Regions from separate parts of the Homo sapiens genome. Here region 1 is linked to region 2. Evidence: chromatin loops called from intact Hi-C (ENCODE). Cell type or tissue: OCI-LY7. All regions are shown on one strand. Links, peaks and the distances in the headings refer to the core of each region. The heading gives the core; the rest is flanking DNA. Region 1 holds the start of LOC105374837 (a long non-coding RNA gene). Region 2 overlaps DNAH6 (dynein axonemal heavy chain 6).

Region 1 (10,405 bases), core at 3,770-7,769, 72 kb before region 2:
GCAGACTGCTTCAAACAGGAAGAGACTGAGTTTCCTTTAATCGGCTCACTTACTACCCATCTGCCAGTGTGGGCACCCAAGCACTGCCAGACAAAAAGCAAGCTGCGTTTTTCTTTCTTCCTAAGTATTGGTCTTAGTGTGTACATTTTGACCTCTTTCCCTGATATACTGCATACAATTTAAAAATCTCTCCCATGTGTTTTTTCTTTCTCTAGTCCCAATGTCTGTATGTTTTCTGTAAAGGAAGTACAGTGTAAAAGTGATCCCAGCCCCAATATGGTGACTGGCTGGGTGACTGTGTTAATTATCCTCTTTAGATTGCAAGGAACAAAGACTCACTTGGGATCCCTTAAGCAAAAAGGGCATGTCAGTTTAGGTTTCCCTGGAAGCAAAATCAGACAGGTTTAATGTGCAGGATATTTATTAAGGAGTTCCCTTGAATTCACTCCTATTGAAGCAGAAGAAGGAAGTGGGATTGGGGAGAAGGAGAAGTCAACCTAGACAATGTAGGCTTAATGACACCCTCAGTACCCCCAACACCGCAGGGGACCTCTGAAGCTAATGCGCTGAAGCAGATGGGCTGAGATGGGCTGAGACTGTAAGGGCGAGGTGGCTCTCTGTAGCCAAGGCAGTGCTACAGAGAATGACACCTGGAGGCTACCTGCTGGCAACATTCCTAGCCAGCTGGTTCGACAAGTCCTTTCTTGAAGGGGAACCTGAGTAGTCCCTTGCAGTGTCCACACCAGGGGACTTAGGCTAAGAATGCCCTAGGGCTGCAACCAGACTGCTGCCAGCCGCCCCCGGGAGCTCTGAGTTTCTCCCTTGCCTGCTTTCCTGACCCTTCTGCTCTCCCTGTATACTGTCTCTGCTTCCTCTGTGCACCTGGTCTGATTTCTCCTGGGTACTACCTGGATGGCCCTTACCGTGTTCTGATCAAATGCTGGAGGAGCCATTTACATTGACCTAGGACGGTGATTCCCAAACTGTGTTCCACGGAATTCTAGTCCTGGAGCTGTTACTATATCCTTCAAAAGCTGGGTGATATTTATATATGGGTTCATTGTACTCTTTTGTCTTCTTCTTATATTATAATATTTATATTATATTATTATATATTATATATAATATATATAATATTATAATATATATAATATATATAATATATATATAATATATATTATATATTATATATAATATATATTATATATATTATATATAATATATATAATATATATTATATTATATTTATTATATATATTATATATTATATTATATATATTATATATAATATAATATATAATATATATAATATATATAATATTATAATATATATATTATATAGAGAGAGCACTCTCTATATAATATATATAGAGCTCTCTATATAGAACTCTATATATATTATATATAGAGAATGCTCTCTCTATATAATATATATAGAACTGTATATATATTATATATAGAACTTGCTATATATTATATATAGAACTCTATATAGATTTTATATATAGAGCTCTATATAGATTATATATAGAGCTCTATATATAGATTTTATATATAGATATTATATATAGAATCCTATATGTATTTATATCTATATATAATATCTATATATAGAGTTCTATATATAATCTATATAGAGTTCTATATATAAAATCTATATATATCTATATATTCTATATTTAAACATAGAATATAAATATAAAATATATAGAATTCTATATATTTATAATATATATAGAATATAATATATAATATATAATATATAGACTTCTATATATAATATATATAGAATTCTGTATATTATATATTATATATAGAATTCTATATATATTATAAATAGATAGAATTCTATATATTATATATAGAATTATATATATAATATATACTGTACTATTATATATTATATATTATAATATTATTATTATATATATTATATATAATATATATAATATTATATATAATATATTATATATAATATATTATGTATAATATAATATATAATATTACATATATTATATATAATATAATATATTATATAATATATATAATATAATATATTATATAATATTATATATAATATTATATATAATATTATATATTATATACTGTCTGTATATTATATACTGTCTGTATATTATATTATATACTGTCTATATATTATATTAATATATTATATATATTCTATGTAGAATATATTTCAAATTCTATATAGAATATATATTCATATATATGAATATATATTCTATATATGTATATATTCTATATATGAATATATATTCTATATATATTCTATATTCTATATATATTCTGTATTCTATATATATTATATATATTCTATATTCTATATATAATATATATTCTATATATAATATATATAAATTATATATAATATATATAATATATATATTATATATAATATATATAATATATATATTATATATAATATATATAATATATTATATATAATATATATTCTATATATAATTTATATATTATATATTATATATATATAGAATATAGAATATATATATCTATATATAATTATATATATCTATATATAATTATATATATATTTATATATATAATATAATATATATTATATATAAAAGAGGATATAGTAATATATATATCTTCTTCCTCATATATGTAATACATCTCCTTCTTAAAGAAAATGCTAGCTGGTAGTGAGAGGTGGCAGTACAGGGAAATGGGTGAAAGTTTGGACTCTAAAGGTAGACTTTGTGAGTTTGAATCCAACACCTACTAGATGTACAACCTTGGCCAAGTAACTTAACCTCCCTGTGCTAAGCTTCCCTGATCAAGGGCTGCACACAGGGTGGCTCCTGTTATGTGGAGATACTGGGTGACTGGCGTGTTCATGGCAGTTATTTTATGAAAACTATAAAGTCTCAAGCCCAAAACGTATTTTAATAAAACGGTATATATATGTATACAAGCACCAACTGGAAAAAATAATATTATTGCTGTCCTCATTTCTGGGAGGCTGTAAAGCGTATTTTTCTTAGTAGAGAAAGACCTTTCCTTGGAATAAGCGTGTTCATGCACTTTTGGAGAGAGGCTCCCTTTTAAGCCGGGATTCTGGCCCATGAGGAAGTTCTACAGGGGCCATCACAAGAAGGAAAGCAGATCTTTGACGCTCCCATGGCCACGGCGCCCTATGGTCTGCAGGGGGAGGGGACCTGGGCAGACAGTCTTCCTCAGCTAAGGCCACTAAGATTAGTCTGTGAGGCCAGGCCCCGTATTGATCGCCATTCATGTGGCAAAAGGAACTTCCTACCCAGGAAACAACAGATCTCTGGCAAGAAAGAAGGAAGAAGGAAAGAACACCCCACACTTCCTTTACCCAGGTCATAAAATGACCAGTTGCCAGATGCCAGGACAGTATTCCGATAGCTGATGGGGCCTCGGGGGCCAAGTGGAGGTCACGGCAGTCAGCCAGCCAGATCAGGGCAGGGGTTGCTGTTAGCATGTTGCATCTCTTGGAAAGACTGGCCAGGCATGGGGGCTCAGCTCTTGAGGCCACTGTTACTAATGAACGAGTTGGACTAACAAGAATGGTAATCCTGAGGTTTTCTGCAACATTCATTTTCTTCACTGCCCTATTCCCTGCAGCATTATTTATGATCATGAAAAATGGCAAACAAGCCACGCTGTGGGAAGTTCTTCAGGCATTAGGAAGAATCAGTAGATTGTTATGTTTTGAAGTATAAGGCACACTCTCAATTGGAGTGGCCACATAATACATGCTCAAGAAGTAGCCAGTTTTAAAAAAATCATTAAAATTTAAGAGATTATCAAAGATGTGCTTGTTATTTTATGTATGTATGTATGTACATATGTATGTATGTATTTTTGAGATGGCAGAGTCTTGCTCTGTGGCCCCGGCTGGAGTGCAGTGGCGAGATCTCGGCTCACTGCAGCCTCTGCCTCCTGGGTTCCAGCGATTCTCCTGACTAGCCTTCCGAGTAGCTGGGATTACAGGCGCCTGAAACCATGTCTGGCTAATTTTTGTATTTTTAGTAGAGACGGGGTTTTGCCATATTGGCCAGCCTGGTCTCCAAGTCCTGACCTCAGGTGATCTGCCCACCTCGGCCTCCCAAAGAGCTGGGATTACAGGCGTAAGCCACTGTGCCTGGCTTGTACTTGTTATTTAAAAAAAAAAAAAAAAAAATCAGAAATACAGAAGCGTACAGAGTAGAAGCAGAAAGACCCTCTTTCCTTCCCTCCCCCACCCCACACCCATCTCACTCCCTCCCCAGATAAGTCATTAATTTGCTGTCTTCTCATTCTAGAGTCTGCAGATCTACCGCATTTGTAACTTTCAAATTCTAAGGATTGTTTCATTGTTTTAATGTTTCAGTGACCAGCTCACTGATTCCCTAACTGCGGTCTGTATGCGCGTGTGTATTGAGTCAATATTTCCCAAGAACAGATTCCTTTCCTGGAATTTCTAGGTGCTAACTGCCTTACAAAAAGCTTTCACAGCTGGGTGCGGTGGCTCACGCCTGTAATCCCAGCACTTTGGGAGGCCGAGGTGGGTGGATCACCTGAGGTCAGGAGTTTGAGACAAGCCTGGCCAACATGGTGAAACCACATCTCTACTAAAAATACAAAAATTAGCCGGGCATATTGGCTCATGCCTGTAGTCCCAGCTACCCTGGAGGCTGAGGCACAAGATCACTTGAACCTGGGAGGGGGAGGTTGCAGTGAGCCGAGATCGCGCCACTGAACTCCAGTCTGGGCAACAGAGTGAGACTTGATCTCAAACAACAACAACAACAACAACAAAATAAAACTGAAACAAAACAAAATGCTTTTACTTTCCTATTGCATATTGCCATGCTTCTATTTTTGCCAGTTTGAGAGGTGGAAATGTACCTGTTTTAATTTGCTTTTAAACATTATTTTATTTAAAAAAATTGTGGTAAAATATACATAACATAAAATTTACCATTTTAATCATTTTTAAGTGTTCAGTTCAGTGCTATTAAGTACATTCACATTGTCAGGCTATCATCGTTATCCATCTCCCACATTAATTTGCTTTTATTTCATTAGCTAGTGAGTATTTTTTCATTTCTTCATGCACTATTATATTTCTCCTTTCCCTCTCTCATTTTCTTCTTTCCCTCCTTTTCTTTCTCCTCTTACTCCTCTCTCTCTTTTTTTTTTTTGTCTTTTTATGATCTCTGCCGATTTCCCAAATAGCCTGATAACCCTTTTTCTTTCTCTTTTTTAAAAATTAGGAGCTTTCTACATTATGTGTATTATGTTTTGTCAGTTTTCATATATTCTGCTTGGCTCTTTATATATTACATTAGTTATTGTCTTTACAACATCCCTGCAAGACAAATATTCTGATTCCCATTTTGCAGATGAAGAAGATAAAGTTCAGAGATGTTATGTGACTTACCTAAGATCACACAGCTAGTAAGTGGCACAGACAAGATGTGACTCCAGTTCTGTCTGCTTCCGGGGCCCAAGTCCTTTTCACAGTGCTCAGGACAAAAGGAAACTGCGTGAGATGGTGATACTCTACTAAAGGCAGGCAAGACTAGAGGACAGTGGGAGTTCAAGAGACTTCAGGGGGAGGCTGGGGTAAAAGAGTCTGGGGGATCTAGAAGAAGCTGATGTTCCTAATCTTGGAGGAAGTGAGAGATAGACTCCCTTTCCCCCTGCTTCTCTTGTTGCCTGAAGGACCACTGAAACGCTGATGAAACTGGGGGTCTTATGAGTATTCACCCTCCATCACCACCAGCACTGTGGCTGTGGAGTTGAGGCCAGAGGGTGTGGTCTAGAGGCCCTTTCTGGGTGCTAATTCCGGGAAGTTTCTTGTTCTCCCTCTTGCCTACATCCAATTAACCTCCAAGTGCGGTGGATTTTACTTTTATGATAGCACTTCTCTTTGACCCCTGCCAGAGCCTGGTGCAGGTCCCTCTCATGTCCCCTCACTGTCTTACCACTTCTGCTTTCACTTTCTCCAGCTTCCCTTCCGTGCTGCTGTCTGAGTGATCTCTCTAAAGTGTATGTATGATTACACAATTCCCCTGCTTAAAACACTTTGATGGCTCTGCCACGTCTTCAAGATATGGGCCAAACTCCTCATCTCAGCTCTGGGGCCCTTCACTTCCAGCTCCTGCTATCTCTCTGGCTTACCCTTACCTGCCTTGATCTATGTGCAACAAGACTGAATTCCATGAACACAGCCAACTCTCTCTCATGCCTCAAGGCCTTTGTCTCTGCTGTTCTTTCTCACTGGAATGCTGCTTTCTGGTTAACTCTTACTCAGATCTGAGGTTTCTGTTTAGTTGACATTCCTGTAGAAACTCTCCCTAGAATGACGGTGGGGTCATGGGCTGTCATGGACCCTCATCACACCACCCACACTACCATCCTGTAATTTCCTTTTTGTGAAATTTCTGTCTCTCAATCTTGGCTGCATATTAGAAATGCCAGGGCAGCTTTAAGGATGCTGATGCTGGGGCCACACCCCCCCAGAAATGCTGAGTTAGTTAATCAGGGTGAGGCCCAGGTTTTGGTCATTGTAAAAGCTCTCCAGATGATTCTAATGTGCAACCAGCAATAACAGCTCTTGATAGAAAGCTCCGTGGGGCCAGGAGTCATGCCTGTCACAGTCACTTTTTTTTTTTTTTTTTTTTGAGATAGAGTCTCACTCTGTTGCCCAGGCTGGAGTACAGTGGCGTGATCTCGGCTCACTGAAACCTCTGCCTCCTGGGTTCAAGCGATTCTCCTGCCTCAGCCTCCTGAGTAGCTGGGACTGCAGGCATATGCCACCACGCCCTGCCAATTTTTGTAATTTTAGTGGAGACGGGGTTTCACCATGTTGGCCAGGCTGGTCTCGAACTACTGACCTCAGGGGATCTGCCCGCCTCGGCCTCCCAAAGCATTGGAATTATAGGCGGGAGCCACTGCACCCAGCCACAGTCATCTGTATAAACCCTCACTTGGCACTGAACTGTTCAGGTATTCGATAAGGGTGTTGCATAAATGAATGAAGCAGTTTCTAGAAAAGATGCAGGGTATGCATTGGATAGCAAGTTAGAGCTTTTTTTTTTTTGGGACAGAGTCTCACTCCATCACCCAGGCTGGAGTGCAATGGCATGATCTTGGCTTACCACAACCTCTGCCTCCTGGGTTCAAGCAATTCTCCCGCCTCAGCCTCCCGGGTAGCTGGGACTACCCGGCATGAGCCAATATGCCCGGCTAATTTTTGTATTTTTAGTAGAGATGTGGTTTCACCATGTTGGCCAGGCTTGTCTCAAACTCCTGACCTCAGGTGATCCACCCACCTCGGCCTCCCAAAGTGCTGGGATTACAGGCGTGAGCCACCGTGCCTGGCTGCAAGTTAGAGCTTTTAAAGGTTTTATAGAACAATCACTCCCCTGCCTTGTAAGAACTCACCGATCATTCAGGCCACTTTTAGAAAAAATTCCTAGTTTTGTTTACTTGTTTACTCATAGTGAAAACTAAATGTTTAGCTCATTGTCACTCGTGTGTTGCTGGGCCCCCTGTGGAAGGCCTTCTCTCTTCTCTGTGCCCACAGTGAAACCTTATGCCAACTGTCAGAGATCTAAAACCCACCTCTAAAGGAATGGTGTGTAATTTAAATATCACTGGAAATTTCTTGAAAATTTTCAACAGTAAGCCATCACAAAACCCCCTTGTCAACATCTCTGCTGTCTTTCCCCTTAATGGGTGTCTCCAGTCTCCTTGCCTCTAGCTTCTTCACCCTTCTGCCCCTCTCTGGTAAAAAAAACCCTTTTTCTTCCAATGTCCAGCAATTCAGCTCTTTCCTTCTGCTGGTGTCTCCCAAATAGCGAGGCAAAAACCTGAAGCTAGCTGAACAGTGACCACCCATTGTTTTTCCTGTGCCCTCCTGGGAGGCCCCAGTTCATCTCGACATATTATGAAGCTCTTTCTGTCAGGACTCCTTTGTACAGGCACCAGCATTGCACCCGGCTTCTAGGAGCAAGTGAGCATTCACCTAGCATAGTGTCACCATGTGACACATATGCAGGGCGGGGAGGGGCAGGAGACCAGTGGAAGCACAAGGATGGCATGGGGGCTGGCCAACGTCACTCTAAGTAGACATACAATGATCAATGCCCTTCAGCCATAGACCACCAGGGACACACTTGAAATTGCATTAGTTGGATTTATTGCTCTTTGCGATGAGGGAGAATTCTCTTGATGTGTGTCTTTTGTGTGTCCAAATTTTCTCATATTTTGGGGAATTGTAGGGCATATCAGGAAGAAGGTGTTAGGAGGGCTTGTTATAGGATTTGGACTTGTCAGGTGATTTGGGGGAGAGTTCAAGGAAGTGGGGCTTTGCTCTGGGTTGGGTGCTATCAAGTATTAGTCAGCTTGGGATGCCATAAAAAATACCCCAGACTGGGTGGCTTAAACACAGACATTTCTTTTCTTTTTTTGAGACAGAGCCTTGCTCTGTTGCCCAGGCTGGAGTGCAGTGGTGCAATCTCGGCTCACTATAACCTCTGCCTGCTGGGTTCAAGTGATTCTCCTGCCTCAGCCTCCTGAGTAGCTGAGATTACAGGTGCATGCCACCACACCTGGCTAATTTTTGTATTTTTAGTAGAGACGGGGTTTCACCATTTTGGCCAGGCTGGTCTCCAACTCCTGACCTCAGGTGATCTGCCTGCCTTGGGCTCCTAAAGTGCTGGGATTACAGGTGTGAGCCACCGTGCCCAGCCCAGAAGTTTATTTTCTTACAGTTCTGGATGCTGCAAGTCTGAGATCAAAGTGTTGGCAGGTCTCTTCTCCGAGGCCTCGCTCCTTGGCTTGCAGATGACTGCCTTCTTTCTGTGTTACTCACATGGTTGCCCCTCTGTGTATGCAGTCCGTGCTGTTCTCTTCTTTTTTTTTTGAGACAGGGCCTCACTCTGCTGCACAGGCTGAAGTACAGTGGAGACCATGGTTCACTCCAGTCTTGATCTCCCAGGCACAAGGGATCCTCCAGCCTCAGCCTCCTGAGTAGCTGGGACCTCATTCATGCACTACCATGCCAGGCTAATTTTTTTTTTTTTTTTTTTTGTAGAGACAGTGTCTCCCTTTGTTGCCCAAGCTGATCTCGAACTCCTGGGCTCAAGCCATCTTTCTGCCTTGGCCTCCCAGAGTGCTATGATTACAGGTATGAGCCACCATACTTGGCACAAATTTCCTCTTTTTATAAGGACACCAGTCAGATTGGATTAGGGCCCATCCTTACAGCCTAATTTTAACTTAATCATCGATTTAAAGACTTTATCTTCAAATACAGTCACATTCTGAAGCACTAGGGGTTAGGGGATTAATGTATGAATTTTGGGGGATCTTAATTTATCCCCAAATAGAATCTTAACGTATCTCATCTATGAGGTGGGAGAAATGAATGGAGGTGAAAACTGGCCTTGGTAAAGGAGCAGCCATCACTCCTTAGTCAGAAGAGGCGGATGACTGGACACCCTTTCTTGTGACTTGGCCAATGTTCATGTTTTGTCTGTGTTGAGATGTGATTATGGAGGGGTTTTGCTTTCATCTTCATTCATCACAGAGTGGCCTTGTCTGATGTTGATGCTCTGTGAAGTTGTTTATGTTCAACAGGAGAACACCATGGCTTAGCTGTGAGTGCCAGGCCAGCTTGTAGCAACACCAAGGCCTGACTGATAAAACCAGACCAGTTCCCAGCTGTCCAGGGATGTTTTCTCTTTTTCACAATCTGGTACAAGCAGTGTGCTGCAAAGCAAATGCAGCTTTGGCATACTTGCCACTCTTTCCTACTTAGAAATTCTTGTGCCAACACTGGGTGGGCGAGGGAGTGTGGCAACATTCAGCCCCTTTCCAAGAATGCACGGAGCCTGCACACCTGGCAGTGGAGGGAGTAGGTGTTTCCACACCTCCATCAACTTAGGTCTTCAACTGCTCACCTTGAGGACGGACACAGCCTGCTGGCCGAGCACCATGCTGGAACTCCTGGGAATGTGCTTAGCATCCCACTTCCCCTGGTGTATTAGTTATCTATTGCTGCTGCAACAAATTACCACAAACCTGGTGGCTTAAAACAGCACACATTTATTTTCCCAGTTGCTTTGGATCAGGAGTGTAGACAGAGCTTAATTGAGTCCTCTGCTTAGGGTCTCACAAGGCTACAGTCAGGGTGTTGTTGGCTAGGACTGGATTTTCATTGGAGGCTCAACTGGAGAGGGATCTGCTCCTGAGCTCTCTTAGGTTGTTGGCAGAATTCATGTCTTCATGAATTCTGTAGGTCTCATGGCAACTTGCTTAGCAATGGAGAGAGAGATTTTCACTGCTTCTGAACCTTCCCCTAGTCCTTTCTCTTTCCCCTTTCATGTATGGTTGATATTCT
Region 2 (4,000 bases), core at 1-4,000:
CTGGCAGAGCAAAGCTGATCCCTTGGCAATCCAGTAGTCTTTGGACCGCTTGGAGGGTAACAGGACGGTTACCACAAAATTGGTTGAATGTCCTAATTAAGGATATAGGAAAAAAAGGTTGTTACTTAAGAGAATAACTTCCTCATACAAAGAGAGAGGCTACAAAGAGTCAAGACATCTGGGTTCCAGGCCTGACTTGCCCCTAAAGATGCTGGACAAATAGTCCTTTATGGGTCTGTTTTATGCTCTATAAAATGAAGATTTTAGAACAAATAATTCTTTAGGACTTGTCCAGCTTAGACTTCATAGAATTTTTTTTTTCGAGACAGGGTCTCACTCTATCACCCAGGCTGGAAGTGTAGTGGCGTGATCTCAGCTTGCTGCAACCTCTGCCCTCCTGGGTTCAAGTGATTCTCCTACCTCAGCCTCTTGAGTAGCTGGGACTATAGGTGCGTACCACCATGCCTGGCTAATTTTTGTATTTTTAGTAGAGGCGGGGTTTCACCAGTTGGCTAGGCTGGTCTCAAACTCTTGGCCTCAAATGATCCGCTTGCCTTGGCCTCCCAAAGTGCTGGGATTACAGGCATGAGCCACTGCACCCAGCCTAATAATTTCTTAATAACCAGGATTCAAATGAGTTTCATATCTTGCAACAGTGATGTGTCTCTTAAATCTTTCAATTGGTAGGTTTCCCTCTGCTTCTTTTGCCGCCCCCTTGTAATATATTTGTTGAAACAACCAGACTGTTTGTCCTGTTAAGTTTCCCAGAATCTGGATTTTATGACAGCACTGCTGTGGTGATTTTAAATATATTCCTCTCTTCCTGTAAGGGGTGGTTAGATCTAGAGGCGTGACTACATTCAGGTTTGAGGTTTTTTTTCCCTTTTTTTTTTTTTTTTTTTTTTTTTTTTTGAGATAGGGTCTCATTCTTTTGCCCAGGCTGGAGTGCAGTGGTTTGATTATGGCTAACTGCAGACTTGAACTGGACTCAAGCGATCCTCCTGCCTCAGTCTCCCAAGCGGCTGGGACTACAGGCGTGTGCACCACACCTTGCTAATTTTTGTATTTTTTGTAGAGACGGGGTCTCGTCATCTTGCCCAGGCTGGCAGGTTTGAGTTTTATGGCAAGAATAATTCTTAGGTAGTAGGTACTTCTATCAGGAAGCACATTATGTCTGATTGTCTTTCTTTTTTGGGATATTAGTGGCCATTGATGACTACTACATAGGACTACCCCTCTTTTAAATAGCTGAAAAAGAGTTTCTTTTGATCCTTGTACAAGATGGGGTTTCTGTCACAGTTTCAGATAATGTTAGTTTGTTGGTCCCCTCTCCTTACTGATTTGTAAGAATTCTTTATGCCAGGCTTCTATAGTTTGGATGTTTGATCCCTCCAAATCTCATGTTGAAATTTGATCCCCAATGTTGGAGATGGGGCTTAATGGAAGGTGTTTGGCTGATGGGGGTCAGATCCCTGATGAGTAGATTAATACTCCTTGGAATGGGGGGTGAGCTGTCACTTTATTAGTTCTTGCGAGAGCTGCTTGTTAAAGAGTCTGGCGCCTCCCTCCCATCTTGCCTACTTCCTCTCTTGCCATGGGACCTCTAAACACCAGCTCCCTTTTGTCTTCTGCTATGAGTGGAAGCATCCTGAGGCTCTCACCAGAAGCAGATGCTGGCACCAGCCTGCAGAACCATGAGCCAAATAAACTTTTCTTTAAAGTTACTCAGCCTCAGGTATTCCTTTATAGCAACACAAACACAAACAAAGACAGTTGGATTTTTTTTTTTTAATTGAGATGGGGGTTTCACTATGTTGCCCAGGCTGGTGTTGAACTCTTGGGCTCAAGTGATCCTCCCACCTTAGCCTCCTGAGTAGCTGGGACTACAGACACATGATACCACACCTGGCTAGACAGCTGGATTGTTTTCAAAATAGAAGGTCAGTGATGATTAATTTAGCGCCTCTGTATGTTCAAAACTGTCTTTATTCACTTCCCTTTTGAAAGATGGTTTGGTTGTGTTTTGAATTCTGGTTCAAAGGTATTTTCCCTCAACCCTTTGAAGGTGATTCTCCATTATCTTTTTATATGCACGGTGGATAATGGGAGTTGACTGATATCAATCTGATTCTCATTCTCTGGGATTTCAGTTCCAGCATATATTATACATTGTCTCTTCTCTTTGGTTATTTTGAGCATTTTTTTTTTTTGGTCTCTGACAGTCTTAAGTATCACTTTGGTATATCTAGGTTTCTTTGAAGATTTGATTACTTGTAGGTTGCTAAAAATCATTCCTTCCACTTTGTGAGACCTCACAATCTAATGATTCAAGTGTTTCTTTAGTTTTGGGAAATTACCAGCCATTATTTTTTCAAACATTCTCTCTCCTCCATTCTTTATTTTCTCCTTTCAGGTTACCTAGAAAACAAGAAAAATGTTGCAATTTCTGGCTCCTTCCACAGGGTCACTTCTTTCCCCTCTCACTGTGCTGTATTCAAGGCGATTTTCCCAGTTCATTCTCTCTTCTCATTCTTCAGCTGTCCCTTGGTGTATCTGTTGAGGTGGCTTTCTTTCTGTCTGGTTTCTTTTTTCAGGGCTGTATCTCAGTTTCAGATGCACTCAGAGTTTTGCATCAGGGCTGTCCATTTATTCATTTGTTTATTTACTTATTTATGATGGAGTTTTCGCTCTTGTTACCTAGGCTGGAGTGCAGTGGCCCAATGTTGGCTCACTGCAACCTCCGCCTCCCAGGTTCAAGTGATTCTCCTGCCTCAGCCTCCCAAGTAGTTGGGAATACTGGCACCCGCCACCATGCCTGGCTAATTTTTTGTATTTAGTAGAGACAGGGTTTCACTATGTTGGTCAGGCTAGTCTTGAACTCCTGACCTCAGGTGATTCATCTGCTTCGGTCTCCCAAAGTGCTGGGATTAAAGGGGTGAGCCACCTTTCCCGGCCTATTCATTTATTTTAAAATTTCTTTTATGATGAGTAAAAATGGATTTAGTGAGAAAAAAGAGATTTTCGTGTCTATTCAGGCCGCCATTTTGAAAGTGGAAGTCTCTACTTGTTAAACTCTATTTTCTACTCCTTGGATTCTAATAGAAGCAAGAATTAATTCTATAATATTAATCTATACTCAGAACAAATAGAATTTATAATTACATTTACGAATTTTGTATGTTATAGGTGGCTTCATTTTAAGTCTAGTTTATTGGCCCAAGGGAGATCTTGAGCCAATCACAGCTTAGTGTTTGGACTTTGATTGAAGATTGCATTTGGTCATTATTTGAACTAATCTTAAGAACATCCTCACCTGTGGTTGAGAGTGTTCCTGCCCGGGCTCCTGTTTTATAAAGTGGGCAGTGGTAAAGTGTTGGGCTTGGCTTATAGTTTTGTTGTGGTTCAAAATGCACCACAGGCAGCACTGGATTCATCTGTCCGGGCAATGCATCTTCTATCACCATCTCCTTATCATCCCATCGAGAAGCATCCATGAACATCCCATGAACAAGAACACCATCCTCAGGAGAGGGCAACTGAAAGATACCCACAAGTCTCAAAGTGAGATGGGGGAAAAGGGATCAGCAGGTGTGAGCCACTTCCTATGTCCCACATCCTCACCAGGTAATTCTAAAAAACACTCTATACATTGCTGTTATTATTCACATTTTAGAGAGGTCAATCCTGAGGCTCTGAGAGGCAAAAAAATGTAATAATAATGTGATGACTTTTCCCCTTTTCATGGGAGGTGGAGGAGTACTGAGATCATCGTCTGTTATTCTTAGCAAGGTTTTTCAAGGATTTGGATGCCCTCCTAGAAGACAGATTATATATCTGCAATAATATTTGCAGAGTGCCCATGGACAATTCCTTTTTGTTCTTTCTCTCTTTTTTAAAAATTATGCTTACTTTTAAATGTTTGTATTAAATAAGAAAGAGGGAGAGGGAGAGACCCTGCCCATCAGATTCCTGTGATGTGATTGGATGTCTCCACCGGTGC

The links. Hi-C counts contacts between places; a loop is a spot of excess contacts. Peaks named below come from ENCODE experiments on the same cell type or tissue, not always from the same donor. Only the 100,000 strongest peaks of a DNase experiment are listed, where the experiment ranks them.
Region 1: it touches region 2 in a loop (4-fold over the local background); 5 of 110 quality-filtered maps call a loop at or near these places.

What each region holds. Positions count from the first base shown.
Region 1 is chr2:84,884,600-84,895,004 of GRCh38, reverse strand. LOC105374837 (a long non-coding RNA gene) reads right to left here and starts at 6,035. Exons shown (of 3, transcript XR_940309.3): 1 at 5,982-6,035; 2 at 5,435-5,519. RefSeq lists enhancers at 6,036-6,135, 6,146-6,215. In OCI-LY7, for the core only: no CTCF peak of the experiment used is centred there; DNase peaks (open chromatin) are centred at 5,549 and 5,994; H3K4me3 peaks cover 1,455 bases; H3K27ac peaks cover 1,561 bases.
Region 2 is chr2:84,815,397-84,819,396 of GRCh38, reverse strand. It overlaps DNAH6 (dynein axonemal heavy chain 6), which reads right to left. Exons shown (of 77, transcript NM_001370.2): 76 at 3,314-3,536; 77 at 1-92. Among named protein-coding and RNA genes, the nearest start is that of TRABD2A, 64 kb to the left of the region's middle. RefSeq lists a silencer at 1,797-1,946 and an enhancer at 2,097-2,146. In OCI-LY7, for the core only: no CTCF peak of the experiment used is centred there; DNase peaks (open chromatin) are centred at 1,946 and 2,566; H3K4me3 peaks cover 772 bases; H3K27ac peaks cover 1,888 bases.